Linked DNA regions of Homo sapiens: all the other regions are linked to region 3. The links are chromatin contacts, found by Hi-C or POLR2A ChIA-PET in ENCODE. All regions are on one chromosome and are shown on one strand. The core of a region is the stretch at or near the end of the contact, and the rest is flanking DNA. Distances in the headings are between cores, read along the strand shown.

Evidence for each region. Hi-C counts contacts between places; a loop is a spot of excess contacts on that map. ChIA-PET counts read pairs that join two places held with the same protein, here RNA polymerase II (POLR2A). Pooled maps may share reads with other maps.
Region 1: a loop to region 3 is called in a map of Caco-2, with 2.0 times the contacts of the local background. The contact joins the enhancer-like site here to the promoter of LINC02716 in region 3. A Hi-C loop is called at or near these places in 1 of 168 maps with a recorded cell type or tissue (Caco-2) and 2 of 50 pooled maps. POLR2A ChIA-PET finds 5 or more read pairs at or near these places in 4 of 52 experiments (GM10248, PC-9, WTC11 and 1 more).
Region 2: a map of mammary epithelial cell shows a loop between it and region 3 (4-fold over the local background). The contact joins the enhancer-like site here to the promoter of LINC02716 in region 3. A Hi-C loop is called at or near these places in 5 of 168 maps with a recorded cell type or tissue (CD4-positive, alpha-beta T cell, ascending aorta, chondrocyte and 2 more) and 13 of 50 pooled maps. POLR2A ChIA-PET finds 5 or more read pairs at or near these places in 2 of 52 experiments (WTC11 and activated T-cell).

Annotation. Positions count from the first base shown.
Region 1 is chr11:45,821,096-45,825,605 of GRCh38, forward strand. No RefSeq gene overlaps it. Among named protein-coding and RNA genes, the nearest start is that of SLC35C1, 18 kb to the left of the region's middle. RefSeq lists an enhancer at 2,758-2,847. Within about 2 kb of position 2,441, at least 2 of the 41 ENCODE cell types and tissues checked have a DNase peak (open chromatin) inside an H3K27ac peak, as active enhancers do; they include PC-9, where a contact is called at or near this core.
Region 2 is chr11:45,733,757-45,738,229 of GRCh38, forward strand. No RefSeq gene overlaps it. Among named protein-coding and RNA genes, the nearest start is that of LINC02690, 16 kb to the right of the region's middle. Within about 2 kb of position 2,840, at least 4 of the 41 ENCODE cell types and tissues checked have a DNase peak (open chromatin) inside an H3K27ac peak, as active enhancers do; they include gastrocnemius medialis and mammary epithelial cell, where a contact is called at or near this core.
Region 3 is chr11:45,768,861-45,773,049 of GRCh38, forward strand. LINC02716 (long intergenic non-protein coding RNA 2716) reads left to right here and starts at 2,572. Exons shown (of 2, transcript NR_027134.1): 1 at 2,572-2,854; 2 at 3,133-3,498. RefSeq lists an enhancer at 2,264-2,765.

The DNA.
Region 1 (4,510 bases), core at 1,191-3,690, 52 kb after region 3:
TAAAAATACAAAAATTAGCCGGGCGTGGCTGCATGCGCCTGTAGTCCCAGCTGCTGGGGAGGCTGAGGCAGGAGAACGGCGTGAACCCGGGAGGCAGAGTTTGCAGTGAGCTGAGATCGCGCCACTGCACTCCAGCCTGGGTGACACAGTGAGACGCTGTCTCAAAAAAAAAAAAAAGAAAACAGAAAAAGTAATGTGCTGGGGCTTCGGAGGCCAGGCCTTAAGTGGAGTGGGAGCTTGTGCCTCTCCCCTGGCAATCCTGAGACCACCATACTATCAGGAAGCCCAAGCAAGCCGAATGGAGAGGCCACATGGAAGAGAATCGAGGCACCGCAGTCAACAGCCCCTGCTCTCAACCCCACCAGATAAACACAGCTGCACAAGTGCCCCTACGTCAAACCTGCAGAAGAATCACCCAGTCCACCCACAGATTCTAGAGAAATAGTAAATTGTTGTTTTAATCCTCTACATTTTGGGATGATTTATTACACAGCAATAAATAACTGATACATTAGCCTAAATAAATAGGGCGGGGGTTGTTTGAAGGAAACTGGGGTTTCTTATGGAATTTCAAGATCAGAAAAGCCAACTGTCAAAAAGAGCAGGAACCAGAATTCTGTAGCCATCAGCAGCAGGAGTTTACAGCCCTCCAGCCAGAGCACCTGTTAATGCGTCCCAGTCTAATGTTCAGATCCGACTCTCCACTTCCTGGGAGGAGGGTGTGATTGGGTCAGACACCCTCACCCCCAAGCAAGGACACATAGGTCACCCAGAGCATTGCTAGGGGGCCCATGGGTGAGCCCCACAGCATGCTGGGACAATAGTCAATGCTGCACCCACTACACTGGAATATTCCTCGCAATCGACTCTAATGGGTAAAACTAATGTGGCAAAAAAAGTTTTGATTTTTTTTCTGACTTGATCTTTGTTCATAAAATGCTGTTCATCACTGAACTTGCCCAAGCTCCTTACTTTGCAGCTGAGGAAACTAAGGCACAAAAAAATTAAAGTCTCTGAGGCCACAAAGCAAAGTAGTGGCTGTGCCTAAAGTAGACCATGAGTCTCCTGATCCTAATCACAGACACTTTCTTCCTGCTTAAGGTCATATGCTGATTGGCAAGAGAGCTATTTTTTAAATTAAGCAAACATTTAAATAAACTTTACTGGAGGTCAGGCATGGTTGAAAGTGTTTCGCAAATATTAATTCACTTAATCCTCATAACAACCCTATGTGGGTACAATTATTATCTTCCATCTCACAGATAAGAACTGAGGCACAGAGAGGTTAAGTAATTTGTCTGAGGTCACACAGCTAATAAGTACCAGAACTAGAAATCAAACATAGGCAGTCTGGCTCTCAACTGTAAAACCATGTTGCCTCCCTGGTATAAAATTTATTATTTTCATGTTATCATCATAGTAATCCCATAATGGAAGTAAAGTTGAGATTATCTAAAGGTAAAAAAAAAAGACTAGGTCTTAGGGTCTAAAGATCTAGACTCAAACCATGTGCTAGCTGTGTGGGCTTAGCGAACTCACTTAACCTCTCTCTGATTTTTTTCCTCCTCTGAAAGAAAGGAAAGTTGTTCTACTTTAAAGGATAACATAGGCCGGGCACGGTGGCTCACACCTGTAATCCAGCACTTTGGGAGGCCGAGGTGGGCGGATCACAAGGTCAAGAGATTGAGACCATCCTGGACAACATGCTGAAACCCCATCTCTACTAAAAATACAAAAATTAGCTGGGCACGGTGGCACATGGCTATAGTCCCAGCTACTCGGGAGACTGAGGCAGGAGAATCCCTTGAACCCGGGAGGCAGAGGTTGCAGTGAGCCGAGATCGCATCACTGCACTCCAGCCTGGCAACAAAACAAGACTTTGTCTCAAAAAAAAAAAGATAACATGGTGGCTTAAGGTGTCAACATATATAAAATTTAATTGCCAGGCCTGACACAATGGCTCACGCCTATAATCCCAACTTTGGGAGACCAAGGTGGGCAGATCACTTGAGGTCAGGAGTTAGACACCAGCCTGGGCAACATGACAAGACCCCATCCCTATAAAAAATACAAAAATTAGCTGTGCCTGGTGGTGCGCGCCTGTAATCCCAGCTACTCAGGAGGCTGAAGCAGGAGAATCACTTGAACCTGGGAGGTGGAGTTTGCAGTGAGCCAAGATCACACCACTGCACTCCAGCCTGGGTGACAGAGCAAGACTCTGTCTCAAAAAAAAAAAAAAATTAGTTGCCAGATGAAAAACTGAGGCCCCAAAGGGTCAAAGGACTCGCCCAGCATGAAGAAGGAATTAATGAAATCAACTATAACCTAATAGTAGTAGTAACAGAAATTTTAAAATTCTCTTAAAGTTGCTGCAAAGTGTGACCCCTTCCCCCTTACACTCAAGTTAAAAGGGAATGTTCACAGCCTGTCTCCTCTCTGTGGACAGTGAACCTTATCTATACTCCCCAACTCCACATTCCTCAAAGTTTATTACAGGCCCAGCGAGTTCCTGCACAGCTGCAGGGTCACAAGACTGGTAAGTTTAGGTTGCAAGACATGTTTCTCTCAAGATGTAAGAAATGTTGTAATGCTGCCTTTGTTTCTTGCTTCTGTAACTCGCTTCCCGCCTCACGTAGTTCCCCCCTTAAGATGTTTAAAAGTAGGAAAAGCCCTTTGTTTGGGGCTCAGACTTTCTGGACATATGTCCGGCTGGGCCGGTGATCACCTTAATAAACTCTCCTGAAACTTCTTTTCCGTCTCTCCAGTCTTTGATTGTCCTGCAACAAGTGCATTGATGACAAAATGGAATGCAGTGCTCAGCCCTCCTGGCCTCCTGCCTGATTCTCTTCGGAGTGCACCACATGGGTGGAAGAGCTGCCCCCACCACATACAGCCCTCACCCACAGTGTGATGGGTAGAACCAGGACCAGATCTACCGGGAGCCCTCCTCCCACACACCGTGGCTTCTATGAAAGGACTAAATTTAGGACCTGAAACCAGCTGAAATGGGGACAGCAGAGCCTGCTGCGCCGCAGCTGCCCATCCAGGTGTGCTGGGAGCGTAGATGGAGTGTGGGTATGGGGAAGGGAGGGGCGATGGCAGGCTGTCACTACACACCCAGTGGGGAATTGATAACATTAGAGCTGGGAACCAGTTTGGAAGTCAGAGCTCAGCCCCCTGCTCTGCTGACAAGACTGAGACTCAGAGGAGCCTCAAGAAGGCTGAGGTCACAGTGCGATGGGGCAGAACCAGGACCAGAGCTACCCAGAGCCCTCCTCCCAGGCCAGTGCCCTTTCCATTGAGTATAATAATACTAATACTTTTTAAAAATTGCTCTGTCAGCCCGGTGCGGTGGCTCATGCCTAGAATCCCAGCACTTTGGGAGGCCGAGGCGGGCAGATCACAAGGTCAGGAGTTTGAGACCAGCCCAGCCAACACAGTGAAACCCCATCTCTACTAAAAATACAAAAAAATTAGCTGGGCATCATGGTGGGTGCCTATAATCCCATCTACTCAGGAGACTGAGGCAGGAGAATCACTTGAACCCAGGAGGTGAAGGTTGCAGTGAACCGAGATCACGCCACTGCACTCCAGCCCAGATAACAGTGTGAGACTACACCGCAAAAAAAAAAAAAAAATTGCTCTGCCACCCAGGCTAGAGTTCAGGGGCACAATCCTAGCTCACTGTAACCTTGAACTCCTGGGCTCAAGCAATCCTCCTGCCTCAGCTTCCTGAGTTGCTGGGACTACAGGTGCCAGCTATTATGCCCAGCTAATTTTTTTTATCTTTTGAAGAGATGAGATCTTGCTATGTTGCTCAGGCTGGTCTCGAACTCCTGGCCTTAAGCAATCCTTCTATCTCAGCTTCCCAAAGTGCTGGGATTACACAGGTGTGAACCACACCAATTATGCCCATAATTTTTAAAATAATAACTAATATTGTGTTGGGTACTCGCCACATGCCAGTTGCTAGTCTAAGAACTTGATATATATTCACATCTGAAACAGGTACTATTAACATCCCATTCACAGGTAAGGAAACCATGGCACAGAGAGGTTAGCAACATGTCCCAAATCACATAGAAAGGCCTCCCTCTCTGCACACCGAGAGACCAAATATACAAACGGACAATGGCCAAACCGTATATGATAATAGAACTCTTTCCTACAACCTCCATCATGATCAGCCCTGGAAACCAAACCACCACCTCTGCAGCAATTGGCCCAGAAGGATCAGGACTTGGTCAATGATTGCCAGTGACTGCCAGTTTCCTTGTGTCCCCCTGACACCCTCCCCACCAGTACAACCGCCACATCCAACTCAGGACCAATCAATCACGTAGGATGTCCAGCTTCTAGTTAGCTGCCTCCAGCACCCCCATGCCAGCAGCCTCCGGTGAGGGCACACCTGAAGCCTTCCCTTTTTCTCACTGCAAATCTTCCTCACTCTGCCTGACTTTGAGTCTTTGCCGAATATATGTAGTGGTGGCCAACTCCCTTGCTATGGCTC
Region 2 (4,473 bases), core at 1,590-4,089, 35 kb before region 3:
TGCCTGCATCTCCAGCTCCATCTCCCACCACCTCTCACCTCCTGTCACTCTGCGGTTACCCACGTGGGTTGCTGTTCCCTGCCAGTCCTCATATTTCACTCACATGGATCTCTCCCCTGAAATGCCCTTCCCATTCCTTCCTTGAGTAATTCCTACTCACCTTTCAAGATTCAGATCCAGAGTCACCTCCTCCAGCATGACCCTCTATGCCCAGCCTCCCTTCCCCTGAGTGCCTCTAGCACACCCCGACTGCTGACATCCATTTGGCATTTGACACTCCCTCTCGTGCACAACAGTCTTTCTCTCTCCCTGTGGCTTATCTTCTCATGGAGATAAACATGGGAGCTGTATCTTCTCTTTCTCATCTTCACATGCCTAATATATGCCTAACATCACAGTCGTGTTGGGGTTGGGGGTACTGAGGTGCAGAGATTCAGAGTCCAGAGGTGGGCACAGCCAGGATGCAGCCGGCACTGGCAGATGATAACTCCCATGTAGCCACGAAGCTCCCTTCCCAGATAGTTAGGATGGTACGTCCACCATATGTTCTTGTCTTCAGCATGGAACACAGCCTCCTCTGTGCCCAGGACCAGCTGGCTCTCTGCTCAGCTCCATAAACTACTATCTGATTCAGTATCAGAGGACAGAGGATCCAAGTTGTGAAATCATAAAATGTCAGCATCTAACCTTCTAATGTAGCAAAAGTGATGTCTCAGTACCTCCAGTCTACGTCATAAGAAGCCTTATCATTTCCACTTGTGTCTCTTGGGATGCTCTCTCTCAGAATCCAGGTGCCCTTCCATGAGAAGCCCAAGCCATGTGGAGAAGCCACGTCTAGGGACTCCAGTTAACACTCTCAGCTGAGTCCCCAGCTGACAGTCAGCATCAACTGCCAGCCACCTCTGTCTAAAAGTGGGCTATCTTGGGCATCCAGCCCAGTCAAGCCTTCAGATGAGTCCAGTCCCAGCCACTATCTCACACAACCACACGAGAGACATCAAGAACTCCCAGTGGAGTCCAGTCAGCCCATGGAACTGCAAGAGGTAATAAATTATTGTTTTACAGTACTAAAAAAAGTTTTAAAGAAATGTAATAGCAATGTCATCTTACTTATGAGAAGCAGAAGCTCAGAAATGCCATGTAACTTATCCAAGGTCATAAAATAAGTTAGAGGCAGAGTACAGTGCAGCTAACTGTTGTCACCCATCATCAGCATCAGAGATGATAAAGGGAAGTGAGCTATCTGGGGTGGGAGTGGAGGGAGAGAGAAGGAAGCTAAATTGTGTAGGAAACATCCCAAGTTAATTCTGTTTATCTGTTTAAGAAGAAACTATTTCAAATGTATATGTATTTTTTTAATTTTAAAAAAGTGTCTTATGACTTTTCAGAGTTTACAGAGTTAATGGTTCTATATTTCAGCCTTGAGTTCATTTTGTTTTTTCTTCCCCCTTGAGATAATTAGCCATAAGCGTACCTGAGTACATTTTTCATGTCAAGAAGACAATGGCTTCAAAGGAAGGGAAAGGGCAGCCCCACAGGAGGCCCAGAAAAGAAGGCCAGGTGAAAAAAGCAAAGCCTCCCAGGGAAACATTCACATTTCCTGAATGATCTGTCATCAAAAATGCATGTGCATGCAGAGGGGCAACCAACAGAGTCAGGGCAAACGCAGCCAGGCTGGCCCCTGCTCCCAACTGTGCCCGGAGGACTTTGAAACACACCCATACCCAGGACAAAAGCAACCCTCCTTCCCGAAATCACTGCCACCTATCTGGCAAAACCACAAGTCCAAAGGAAAATCTTGGATTTGGCTTTTTTTTCAGGCTCCTAAATTTAAGCAACATTAATTTTTTAAAGGCCTGTCCTGCTCTCTATACTGCAATGGAAGATTCAGGGGAGCAGCATTTCATGGTAAGATTAGAACCAGGCCATTCTGTTCTTAATCCTTACCTTGGAGTTGATGTGAAAAGGTGTTGGCTTCACACTTGGATAGTCCTGGGACTGGGCCCAGTATTCCCTTGTTGTATGTTCTGGAGCATTGCTGTGAGAAGCCATTATTTTTTGCTTATGTCCCTGGGGCTTTATTTACTTCACCTCGTGTTTAATCTTCCCAGCAACCCTATGAGGGAAGTATATTACCTCATTTCAAGGGTAAGGAGATTAGTCTCAAAAAGAAACACACACTCCAAATAACAGATGGGATTCAAACCTTGGCCTGCCCAATTCCAGAGATCTGCTCTAATATGGTTTTGCTGTGTCCCTACCCAAATCTCATCTTGAATTCCCACTTGTTGTGGGAGTGACACGGTGGGAAGTAACTGAATCATGGGGACAGGTCTTTCCCAGGCTATTCTGATGATAGTGAATAAGTATCATGAGATCTGATGGTTTTTAAAAGGGGAGTTTCCCTGCACAAGCTCTTCTTCTCTTGTCTGCTGCCATGTGAGATGTGACTTTCACCTTTCACCACAATTGTGAGGCTTCCCCAGCCACGTGGAACTGTAAGTCCATTAAACCTCTTTCTTTTGTAAATTGCTCAGTCTCGCATATGTCTTTATCAGCAGTGTGAAAACGGACTAACAAATACTCTTCCCTGTACACCGCTTCTATCAGTTACATACTGCCATAATAATTCTGTGAAATAAATAATCACAAAACCTAGGTGGTATGGAATAGTAAGGCTTTATTGATCACAGGTCTGGGATGGTTGGCTAGGTGGTTGTGCTGATCATGGCTGGGCTCACTAACATGCTTAGGGCTTGGTTGCCATCGACTGACCTAGGCTGGCCTCAACTGGGACAGCTGGGATGACTCAGCTCTGCTCCAAGTGTCTCTAATCCTAGCCCAGGCATGTTCTCATGGCAATGGCACAGGTACAAGAGAGAAGGCAAACATGATTAGTTGCACAAGTATTTCTCAAGCTTTTGCTTACATCACATTTGCTGTTGTTATCCTGTTGGCCAGAGCAAGTTATATTGCTGAGCCCAGAATCAGAAAAGGACATTGCAGATGAATGGCAAAAGGTGTGCGTACAGGGAAGGGTAGGGATTTGGAACCAGTTTTGCAATCTACCACATGATCTTGGGTAAGTTACAGTCCCCTCTCAGAGCCTCTGCTCCTGCATTTTTTAATAGGATGGTATCTACTTCATAGGGCAGCTGAGATCATTAAATAAGACAAGCTGTGTGAAACACTAGCAAATTGAGAACTACCCTTCCTACTGATGTATTTCAAGTGTACAAGCCTGGGGGTGTTTGTACACATTAACAGAGATACATGAAAACCTCCATGTCTATTTCCAGAGTCCACAGAATTCTACCCAAGTCTCAGAGGTGAGATGGTCCAATCACTGAGATGATAAACAAGAATTGTAGAAAGAGAATAAATCAAGGAAGAAAACAATAAGTAAATGATGTAATTAAAGTTACTGTTGAATAACCTATCAAGGAGAGAATGAGTCAGTGGCAAGTTGAAGCGATGAATCAGGCACAATGTCATGTTTCTAGAATTCTTGTCTATTTCAAGAAAGCCTGATGTCCCAGTTAAAAGAGCACCTTGAGCCTGTAGCAACAACATCTGGAAGGAAACACTCTTGTAATTTTAATTCCTCCTGGGTGCCACCACTAACGACAGGAGCAGCACCCGGGTAGCACAGTTAGGCACTCCATAAAATCTCTCGTGGGAGGAGCTGAAAACTACAACATTACCTCAAATGTATTCAAGGGGATTTTATTTTTTATTTTTATTTTTGCTGGATTTATTTATTTATTTTTTTTTTTAATTTATTTTTTTATTGATAATTCTTGGGTGTTTCTCACAGAGGGGGATTTGGCAGGGTCATGGGACAATAGTGGAGGGAAGGTCAGCAGATAAACAAGTGAACAAAGGTCTCTGGTTTTCCTAGGCAGAGGACCCTGCGGCCTTCCGCAGTGTTTGTGTCCCTGATTACTTGAGATTAGGGATTGGTGATGACTCTTAACGAGCATGCTGCCTTCAAGCATCTGTTTAACAAAGCACATCTTGCACCGCCCTTAATCCATTTAACCCTGAGTGGACACAGCACATGTTTCAGAGAGCACAGGGTTGGGGGTAAGGTCACAGATCAACAGGAACCCAAGGCAGAGGAATTTTTCTTAGTGCAGAACAAAATGAAAAGTCTCCCATGTCTACTTCTTTCTACACAGACACGGCAACCATCCGATTTCTCAATCTTTTCCCCACCTTTCCCGCCTTTCTATTCCACAAAGCCGCCATTGTCATCCTGGCCCGTTCTCAATGAGCTGTTGGGCACACCTCCCAGACGGGGTGGTGGCCGGGCAGAGGGGCTCCTCACTTCCCAGTAGGGGCGGCCGGGCAGAGGCGCCCCTCACCTCCCGGACGGGGCGGCTGGCCGGGCAGGGGGGCTGACCCCCCCCACCTCCCTCCCGGACGGGGCGGCTGGCCGGGCGGGGGGCTGACCCCCCAACCTCCCTCCCG
Region 3 (4,189 bases), core at 1,322-3,821:
TGCACTCCAGCCTGGAAGACAGAGCAAAATCTCATCTCTTTAAAGAAAAAAAATTCATTTAATAAAAAATAATGCAGCTTCTGATTCAGTAGGTCCAGGGTGGGGCCTGAGATGCTGCATTTCTTTTTTTTTTTTTTTTTTTTTGAGACGGAGTCTTGCTCTGTCACGCAGGCTGGAGTACAGTGGCGTGATCTCGGCTCAGTGCAACCTCCGCCTCCCAGGTTCAGCAATTCTCCTACCTCAGCCTCCTGAGTAGCTGGGATTACAGGCACGCACCACCATGCCCAGCTAATTTTTAGAGACGGGGTTTCACCATGTTGGTCAGGCTGGTCTCAAACTCCTGATCTCATGATCCACACGCCTTGGCCTCCCAAAGTGCTGGGATTACAAGCGTGAGCCACCGAGCCCAGCTGAGATGCTGCACGTCTAAACAGTCCCAGATGATGCTAGCAAGGACCAGTAGCAATGAGCAAGACTGAAATTGGGAGAGTCTCTCAGCCTTCTGATGCCACATTCTCATTTACAAAATGATAATTCCACCTGCCACACAGACTTTTCTCAGCCAGGAAGATGGTGCCCTCGGGGGGATAAGGTGATGCGACATTTGTGCTGTCACTCACCTCCTGCCTGCCCCCTGCACCTCGAGGCCTCCCTCAGCCCCCAGGAAAGGACTCACAGCCCAGCCAGCAAGGAGACAGGAGGAAGATATCACAAAGTGAGTGCAGCTTCTGTTAACTGCCTTAAGCTGCTCCCTGCAATAATGTTGGTGTAATCCATAAGATTCAATTATGGTTATCAGACAATTAGGCACACCACAGCGAGGTTATTGCATAATTAATGCTCAGTCCCCATCTCAGCCTCTGAGAGTGACACAGGTTACAAGATTCACCTGCCCCGCATCTGGGAGAGGAGCAGGGGCACCCAGGATGGGGAATGACCTCCCTGTGGGCTCAGAGGAGGATGTTCTTAGGACCCCAGAGGCATGGCAAAGGGACAGTGTGTGGCTGAAAGAGCTTGAGTCAGTGTGTGCCCAGGGCCCTCACGCCTGCCATTGTGTTTAGGACTTGGGCTTTAATCTCTGGAGCGAGATTCAAATCCTGCCTCAACTACTGATTGGCTATATGGCATTAAGCACTCGCCTTACATTTTTAAAGCCTCCATCTCCTTGTCTTTTAAAGAAGGGAATTGATGATGTTATGAAAACTGGATGAGAGAGTTTGCATATTGGTTAGATGGTTCCTGCAGTACTATTTTCATTATTTCCCTCTCTGAGCCTCAGTGTCTTCATCTGTAAAATGGGAATAATTAGCCTCACCTTGCCTAGGCTTGAAAGATCAGCCGGTAGTTTGAGACCTGCCTGGGCAATATAGCAAGACCCTGTTCACCACAAAAAAGGAAAAAAAAAAGGATGAAAGATCAGTTTGTGAGTCAAGTAAGACACACATGTGAACGGGATGTGTGGAGTGCTTTGCTAACGCGCCATTGTCTTAGTTACTATGTGCCTGGTTTTCTGCTCAACCCTCCAGGGTACGACTTTGTACAAGTCCCCAGGTCTCAACAGGACAGTGGGTGATCAGCCCACCTGAGAAGTGAAACTCATGATTTGGGTGAGTAGACTAGAGGAGAATCACTTCTTTCTTTCTTTTTTTTTAGACGGAGTCTCGCTGTGTCACCCAGGGATCTCAGCTCACTGCAACCTCTGCCTCACCGGTTCCAGTGATTCTCCTGCCTCAGCCCCCCGAGTAGCTGGGATTACAGGCACACGCCACCACACCTGGCTAATTTGTTATTATTAGTAGAAACGGGGTTTCACCATGTTAGCCAGGCTGGTCTTGAACTCTTGACCTCAGACGATCCACCTGCCTCAGCCTCCCAAAGTGCTGGGATTACAGGCATGAGCCACCATGCCCGGCCTGAGAATCATTTCTTGAGCTATGATCTGTAACATTCAAATGAGCCTCAACGGACACAAAACAGAAAAATCATCAAAAATGTCGGTGAAAAGTTCAGGTGGGAGAACTCAGGTGATGGTGCAGACAGAAGCAAGTAGGGGAGAAAGCTGGCTTCAGGGAGAGTGGTTAGGCCTTTGTGAGAAAGACTGGGGACTTCTCATATCATCCTCTGTGTCCCAGTTCCCAAAACACACACGCACATGGGCACATGCATGCAGGCACACAAAAACAAGCCCATACACCAGACGAAAAAATACAGATGCAGGTACACACACATGGACATGGACATGTGTGTGCCTGTGCCCATATAAACAAACATTAGTGCACACACACACTCACACACACACAGGCTCGGGCAGTATGTGCTCACACACAACCATACACACAGATACGCACAGAGGTACATTCACACACAGACCAACACACACAGGCACACAGATGCATGCACGCATGCACGTGCGCGCACACACACACACACGTGCACCCACCCTCAGTGATAACCTTCCAATCCACTGGCCTCTCCGAAATTAGCACAGACCATTTTCCCACGACCCTTTCTCGCTGAGCGTGTGATTCCAAAACTGTCCACAAGAAGGTGCTCGGGAGCCAGAATTCAGGCGTTCCCGGCCCGCGGACGCTTAGAGAGGGGAGCTTCGGAGTTATGGGGGGACCCACCCTTCCATTTAATAACTGAGAAAGCCACGGGAGGGGACTTGCTGGGCTCACAGCCAGTGATCCCTGCCCTGTTTCCTTATGGGGACTGCGGTCAGAAATGGGGAGTGGGGCAGAAACTGTCACTGTCACGGTCCTGTTTAGAGAGGAAGGTCGGAGAAACCAGTGCCGTGGAAGGCTCTGGGGCGTTGACAGGCGCTGTCCCCAGCTCACCGGCTCTATGACCCTGGGTAAGTTACCTGGCTTCTCTGTTCCTCAGTTTTCTCGTCTTCCCTGACCCAGGCTTTCCCGACTCCTCTAGGGGCCCCTTCCCCTCTCCATGAACACCTTCAGATCTCGGACTGTTTTCTCCACTCAAGTGGCATCTCAGCTATCCCCTCCCGGGTTAGGCCTCCCTGGCCCCTATTTAACGGTGTCCCCACCCCCACCACTATCTTGTTTGTACCAACACTTGCTGCCTGACAATGCACACTTGTTCATTTGTTCACGTTTATTTTGTCTTCTCCAGAAGAATGGAAACTTCGTCAGAGCAGGGACGTGAGGGTGAACTGCTCACCCGGGCACCGCTGGCGACCGGAACCCAGCTCCCTCCGGGCTCCGGGAGAGGCGGCCTCAGCTGTGTGCTGGTGCTGCCCTCCAGCGGCGCTGGGTCCCCATGGCACCTGGCTTTCTCCTGCTCCCCAGGGGCCTTTTCTTCTCCCGCCCACCTGTCACCAGCCGCCAGGGCAAGTCTCTGTGTGACTCTAGGGTGAAGGTGGAGGGACCTTGCCTCCGAGGATTCATCCCACCCGGATTCCGATGAGTGAGGGACCCTCTCTGGCACCTGGTGTTTGAATGGCCAGCCTCACAGTTAATAAAGACAAGTTTGGTATCAGCTGTGGGATCCGTCCAGAAAAAGACACCTTTGGGGCAGAAATATAATGGTGCCTGTCTCGACATAGTCTAATAAGGAAAGAAAGACAAGCCAGTCCAACGGTCCCATTTTACACATGAGGTCACTTCATCCCCACCTAGGACAGGAGGGTACAACGGCCTGGCCTAAGATAACCCTAGAATATGGTCACTCATTCTTCCACCCACTGAGAACCTCAGGGCAGTAGAGTTTTATGCAAAGCATGTGGTCCTGAAAAACTTGCATAATTCAAAGCGTGCATAATTTCTGACTAATTTTGCCAGAGAAATGAATGCAAAGTAGAAAGGATAGGTTGCATACATTACTCCAATTGTGGCATATTTTTGCCTTAATGCTGCTTTTTATTTCCCTGGCATTATCGCTAATATTTCATAACGCACTCTCTGCTAAATTAACAGTGCAGCATTTCCTGCCGGTGGTTTGGCCTTCTTCATAACGTTTTATCACATCTCACTTCCTTTCCAATGTTATCGATTTTCAGGTGCGTTTTTCAGCACCACCACTTAAAGAACACTTGGATGACATTGTTACAGGATATGGGTAAAATATTTAAAGTTATAATAACTGTGAACATTGAGAAAATGGCACACCAGTCACCAGAATCTCCTGCAGAAATTAGAAATTCAGAGGCATGTAAACAACAGTGCATGCA